Regions from separate parts of the Mus musculus genome. Here region 2 is linked to region 1. A link is a loop called in an ENCODE intact Hi-C map of the cell type or tissue named here. Cell type or tissue: left cerebral cortex. All regions are shown on one strand. Each heading gives the region's core, and the rest is flanking DNA. Links, peaks and the distances in the headings are about the cores only. Region 1 holds the start of Vrk2 (vaccinia related kinase 2). Region 2 has its middle 180 kb from the start of Vrk2.

Evidence for each region. Hi-C counts contacts between places; a loop is a spot of excess contacts. Peaks named below come from ENCODE experiments on the same cell type or tissue, not always from the same donor. Only the 100,000 strongest peaks of a DNase experiment are listed, where the experiment ranks them.
Region 2: it touches region 1 in a loop (2.4-fold over the local background); 5 of 42 quality-filtered maps call a loop at or near these places.

The regions. Positions count from the first base shown.
Region 1 is chr11:26,592,106-26,595,022 of GRCm38, forward strand. It overlaps Vrk2 (vaccinia related kinase 2), which reads right to left and starts at 1,815. Exons shown (of 13, transcript NM_027260.3): 1 at 1,485-1,815. In left cerebral cortex, for the core only: a CTCF peak has its summit at 1,622; DNase peaks (open chromatin) are centred at 499, 1,148, 1,642 and 2,593; H3K4me3 peaks cover 1,242 bases; H3K27ac peaks cover 753 bases.
Region 2 is chr11:26,774,099-26,777,015 of GRCm38, forward strand. No RefSeq gene overlaps it. Among named protein-coding and RNA genes, the nearest start is that of Vrk2, 180 kb to the left of the region's middle. In left cerebral cortex, for the core only: no CTCF peak of the experiment used is centred there; a DNase peak (open chromatin) is centred at 1,300.

The DNA.
Region 1 (2,917 bases), core at 269-2,768:
ATTTCTTAAAAATTAAAAATATCTACTGTGTTTCATTTAAATCAATACTTCAAAATTTCATGTAGGAGTTTATTAATATTTAGCAACACTATAGAATGTAATTAATTATCATTGTATAGAAATTAGCAAATGAGTAACGCGATTAATATATAATTAATAAATATTAGAAAAAATGCTTGAAATTAGATGTGAAAGTAACCATGGTCTTCTTAGTATTTCTAGACTAAAACAAAAACAAAAACAAATAAACAAAACCATGGTAAAGCAACTTTGGAATTACTTCATATAGTTTACAATCCACCTGAAAGGGGAGTCAGGGCAGGAACTCAAAGCAGCAATTGCAGGCAGGTACTGAAGCCACCATGGCAGACCCCCCTGCTCAATAGCTTGTCCTGCTCCGAACTGGATCAACCAGCTTGGCTTTCTTAAACAAACCAGGCCCAAGGGTGGCACTGCTGGCCTGGGCCCTCCCCCATCTATCACTCCAACAGATCCGCATCTGCCCCTGAGTAAATCTAATGGAGGTATTTTGCCACTTGAATTAAATTTCTGTGGCCTTCTTCTGGAATGTGGGATTCCTGTTATCTGTAGAGCTGTAATCTCTAAGGCAAAGCTGTTCTCACATTGATGGGAGTGGGTAAGAGGGAGGGTCAGAAAACCAGAGAGCCTGAACTAGTCAGTGTCCTGATAGGACAGGTTAGCTTGTCATGGAAATCCTTGCTCGTGGAAGTCATTCGCAGGTGTTTTGCTTGGTGGTGGTAAGACACTACCAAAGGTCAGATGCGACCTTTGAATTTAAAGCTGTACCCTTCCCCAGCCACTAACAGCCTCACATTAATCTCAACATTCAACATTTGTCCCTCTTCCCAGATGGCCCTGCATGGAGACAAGTTGATAACAACAGCAAAATCTAACCAGGACAAATGCTTTCGTGAAAATTATTCAAAAATACTGACAGGGTACAAAACGTTTCTCTTAAGCTACCCATCTATGCTTAAGTAGTTTTCCCTCCTTCGCTTACTGAACCCAGTGCCTCCGAGGCGGCTGAAACTCCACTCCAGTGGGCTGAACAGAGCCCGGAGGAGAGCGGGAAATCTAAACCAGGAACAACTGGGCCACCGAATTGAAGGAGGTTGTGATTCACCGGGTTCCCTCAACAGGGCGGTATGTTGGACACACGCGCCAAAGTTGCTGGCTAAAGTTGGCAAGTCTTCCTAGAACAACTTCTAAGCGGGGCAGCTAAAAGTTTGGGGACTCGGTGCTTCCGGGGTGACGCTCGCCCGGTTCAAACGCTCCCTCCCGGCCTTGAGCGGCGACCCCGTCCCGGGGATGGCAGTCCGGAGCTGTGCAGAAGCGCCGGCCGGTTTCCGGGATGAGTCGGTACCGGGTGCGGGGGCTGAAGCTGGGCCTGCAGCGGGCCGGGACAACGCCGCGGCCGCCCGCCGGGCACTGAGCGTCGGAGCCGGGGTGGAGGGAAGACTGACCTGCCGCCGGAGTCCCCACAGCGCTGGTCTCCTAAGGCCTCGCAGCCAGGTGGGCCTCTCCGGGCTCCTCCCAGGGGCCGGGCGAGCCTGTGGGCCGCCTCCCGGCAGCCAGCCCTGGGAGCCCCAGAGTCTGGCGGAGGCCGCCCAGTGGCAGAGGCCGCCCAGTGGCAGAGGCTGCAGCGGTGGAGGGGCGGTACCGAGAGAGAGGGTTAGAGTTTCCAAGCACCGGACCCTGCCAAGGCCTGTCTGAAGAGCCTGCAGATTAACCTGGGGGTAGTAAACTGGGCCAGCGCTTACAGAAGAACTGAACCCTTCCTGTACCAGTTCTGAGTACCAACCCCTTTCAAATTGCTCAGATCCTTACCAACAGCTCGCCCAGCCTCTAGGCATACCCAGACAGCCTTGTAACTGGGAGGGCCTGTATCTATCTGGGTGTGTCACTTGCAAGTGACTGCCCTAGGCCTAGTTCTGTCATTTAATACTTGGATAATGTTTAAAACGAAAGTTACTACATTTCTACGTTCCCATCTGTAAAATGGAAAACATAAGTTATTGAGTTTTAAGGTTACTATGACAGCTGAGAGAAATATGTTAAGTATATAGAAATTCTTTAAGGATACACAACTTACATTTTAGAGCAAACAAACAAATCTTTATAAAAAAGACTGTTCAAACAGCACTTTAGTTTCTTACCTAAAAACACTCAATAATTGTCCAGATGCAAATACTGAAAGAAAAACAGCCATTTTCTCTGCGAAGGCTAAAGTTATGTTTTAAGTTTTAGTTACTATACTTTAAGAGACCTATAAAACAGCCTGTCAGTGGTGGCACAAGCCTTTAATCCCAGCACTTGGGAGGCAGAGGCAGGTGGATTTCTGAGTTCGAGGCCAGCCTGAGTTCCAGGACAGCCAGGCTACACAGAGAAACCCTGTCTCGAAAAAAAAAAAAAAAAAAAAAAAAAAAAAAAGGAGAGAGAGACCTATAAAACAAACAAACAAACAAACAAACAAATCTCTAATTTGTAAGTCCCACTTGCTCAAGGTAACTTCTAGGAATGCTGGAGGCTGTTGTTCAAGAAAGATAACAAGCTTGCCCAAACTGCACAAGATCTGCTTAGTCACATGTAGGTGGGAAGTAAATGGGCAGGAAGAATGTTTGCCCTTGATTCCACAAAGGCAGAAAGTGCATACCCTTGTGGGATTTGCCTTCATAAGCCCCTGACAAATGCAATATGGTGCCATACTCTGGAATTCCTGGTGTAGACTTGGCCTGTGTCCATCATTCCTGGCCAGTATTTAATAAAGCTTGATTCAAGAGTGACTCAAATATCATGGTAGTAGCTTTATTCTTGCCTGATGGTATTAATTCTATTTGCTAAATTTGGTGTAATAAGGAAATAGGATTTTACCAAACTCCAAAAATGGTAAACAGCA
Region 2 (2,917 bases), core at 227-2,726, 180 kb after region 1:
TTAAGGTGATGAATGGATTAATATTTTGCCATTAATATATTATATCCAAATGAAAGACAACTCCATTCCTTGACACTGTAGCACCTAGCTGCATTCCAGCTAAGAAAAATGGAAAAAAGATGAAGAATACGCTAAGGAAAAGTATAACCTTGCTCAGTCCTTCAGAGTTTCTAGAAGCAGACGTTTGTGCTTCCAGTTATGAGTGTATTTTTATATCTTGTACTTTTTGCCATATGAAATTCTATGTATATTTGTTTACAAGAGACGTTTAGATCTAGAATATGCATACCGAGCTGAAGGAAGAGATATACTCTGAAAATCACTGCTCCAGTCTACAATTTGAAAGAGTGACTAACAATTGCTTCCAGATTCAGAAATTGTTACTACTCAGAAGTCAAAAGTTCCTTTCATAAAGTGCCCTTGAACTCTTTCCAGCGTTACAAACAAAGGGCAATATTTCTTCTATTTTTATATACTTGGAGAAAGTAATTCGAAGAACAAATGATGTCTTTCCTTTCAGTTCTTTTTCCTTTACTCTTATTTTGTATGTAAAACAATTTGTGACATAAATTTAAGCTCTCTTCCTTTCTGCTCCACTTTGGACAGAATCTGCAGCATACCAACAATTCCATTAATCCAACTGGCTTTATCCAAGATTTATTGCAAACAAATGAAAACCAGTCATGATGAATTAAATCACATATATATTTTTATATTTTTGAAGTAAAACTTTATCCCAGGTTGGTAATATAAATAAGACATTAATTCTTATAGGCCAATGTTATTTTAGCACAATATTGATTTAGAAAGGCATTGGATAAATTGAAATGGTCTTAAATATATATTACTCCACATTATATTTTACTATGGAAAGTCAGGAACATGGAACTTTATTTGGCTTCATAGACTTTAAGGCATGATCATGGAGTTTAATAGATATCTGAGAAGTATTTAACTCAATAGAAGAGTAAAGAGTAGGAGAGAGTTTGCTTTCTGAGTCCAAAGGGCAAAGCTCTAAACATACAAGTTAGCACAATCCTGATATAGAAACCAGCCCCAATCTTGCTCTGTCATTTCATCTACCATCATGGTCAAGACCTATTGGATCGGAAAGAGAGAAGACTTTTCCAAGCAAAGAGTGGTAGACTCTGAAAGTGGGGATGATAGTGTATCTTTCTGAGGGAAAGTCTGTAAAAGAGGCAAGCCATTTTAAAAAGAACTAAAAACCCTGATGATTCCAATTGAGCCATATGCCAGGGTAACTCTCAGGATAAGAAATGAACTATACTTTTTATGCACAAAGTGGGATTTTTAAATAAATGAAATCAAGACTGGCATTAGCATGAGCTGTCCACTCCCCCTCTCCTCCTTCTGGTCTCTTCCAGTCGTTTTTGCCAAAGAACTGAGAATGAATTTTTGAGAGCCAAGGATATGGAAAGGAAGACAAAATAAAGCTGGGAGGATTTTGGCAGAATTACATGCTTAACATACTGCACCATTTCTTTAATATGTTTCAATAGTCCCATGTCATCAGTCAGTAGCTTTCCTTTTCAGAGATTTACAATATATTTTGTTATTTCTTAATTAAGCTTAACACACTGGAATTAATCACTGCTTGATAGTTGGAATCTGTTGGGCTAATTTTCAGCGTTAGCTAATAGAACGTAAGTCTATAGTCACCATTGATATTACCAACCTTAGTATATTATATTTGTCCCCCATCTTCTAGATTATGAATATGTAGGTGAGGCTGCAAGGTACAGTTATGGTATAAGAAAACTGTCCTTGTGTGACTCATGAGATTTTCCCAGTAAACTCTTTCCTGTGTGGAAAGTTATAGGATTTCATATCAAACTTGGAAGTTGCAAATGCATCTAAAGAATATCCAGAACAAGCCCTCTCCTCTCCTTCAAATGCAGCTAAACAAACATTTATTTCACTTGTCAAAAAAGATAATGTGCACATTATCTCTATATCAGGAAATTTAATATGCTTACATAAAATAATTCAGAAGTATTTAGATATCATTATCCCAACGTAAATGTTTTGGAGCTTCTGAAAACTTCAGTAAGGAATTGGTATAAAATAGAAAAATAGCCCCGAGTACAAAGTATGTACCCAGAACTGGTATCAGACTTTTAGTGATTAACACACACACACACACACACACACACACACACACACAGATAGAATAAATTTCACGTACATGCTGAAGCATATGAACAGGTGTTATCTTTTTTTTTTTTGCAAATGAGAATGTTAAGAATATTAGTTGAGGTATCAGCTTGCTCTATAAATAATTTATCTAAATTTATAGCCCTACTTTCAGTGTTGCTCAGAGTATAAAAGGAAAAGCTGGAGGCAGGAAGGCAGTCAGTGATCAACTGAAGAAAGAACAGGGTCAGTATAATACCATGTTCTTTTCTCAGCATGAGATTTTTATTTGTTCAAGTTCTCCAAAATATTGTTGTTAGATTCTTTCCCCAGTTTATCCCATTACCTGGATTACTAGTTGACAGTTGTCACAAAAGCACTCTCTGATCTAGCTTTGGCTGTAATGGTGTAATGCTCCTCGTGTGACTCTGACAAGTGTCTCTCCAGAGCATCTACATTGCCTGTGCTGTTTACAAGCTCTGAATTTCTTAAACCTTCTCCATCATCTTGGACAGATAGTGCTCATTGTTCTTCATCACAACAGCCTAAACCAAGCAGGTACAACTCAGACCCTAATTTTACCAAAGAAAAAACAGAAGATCAGAAAATTCATGTGCCTTCCTCAAGTCTAGGAACTAGAATCTATGCTCATATGCATCTAATTTTAGAGGCAGAGCTTCACATGCCACTTGAAGAAATGGGCGTCCCCAACCCAGACTCAGGGAAGCACCTGCGAGCTGTGCCACTTTGGTCAAAATACTTA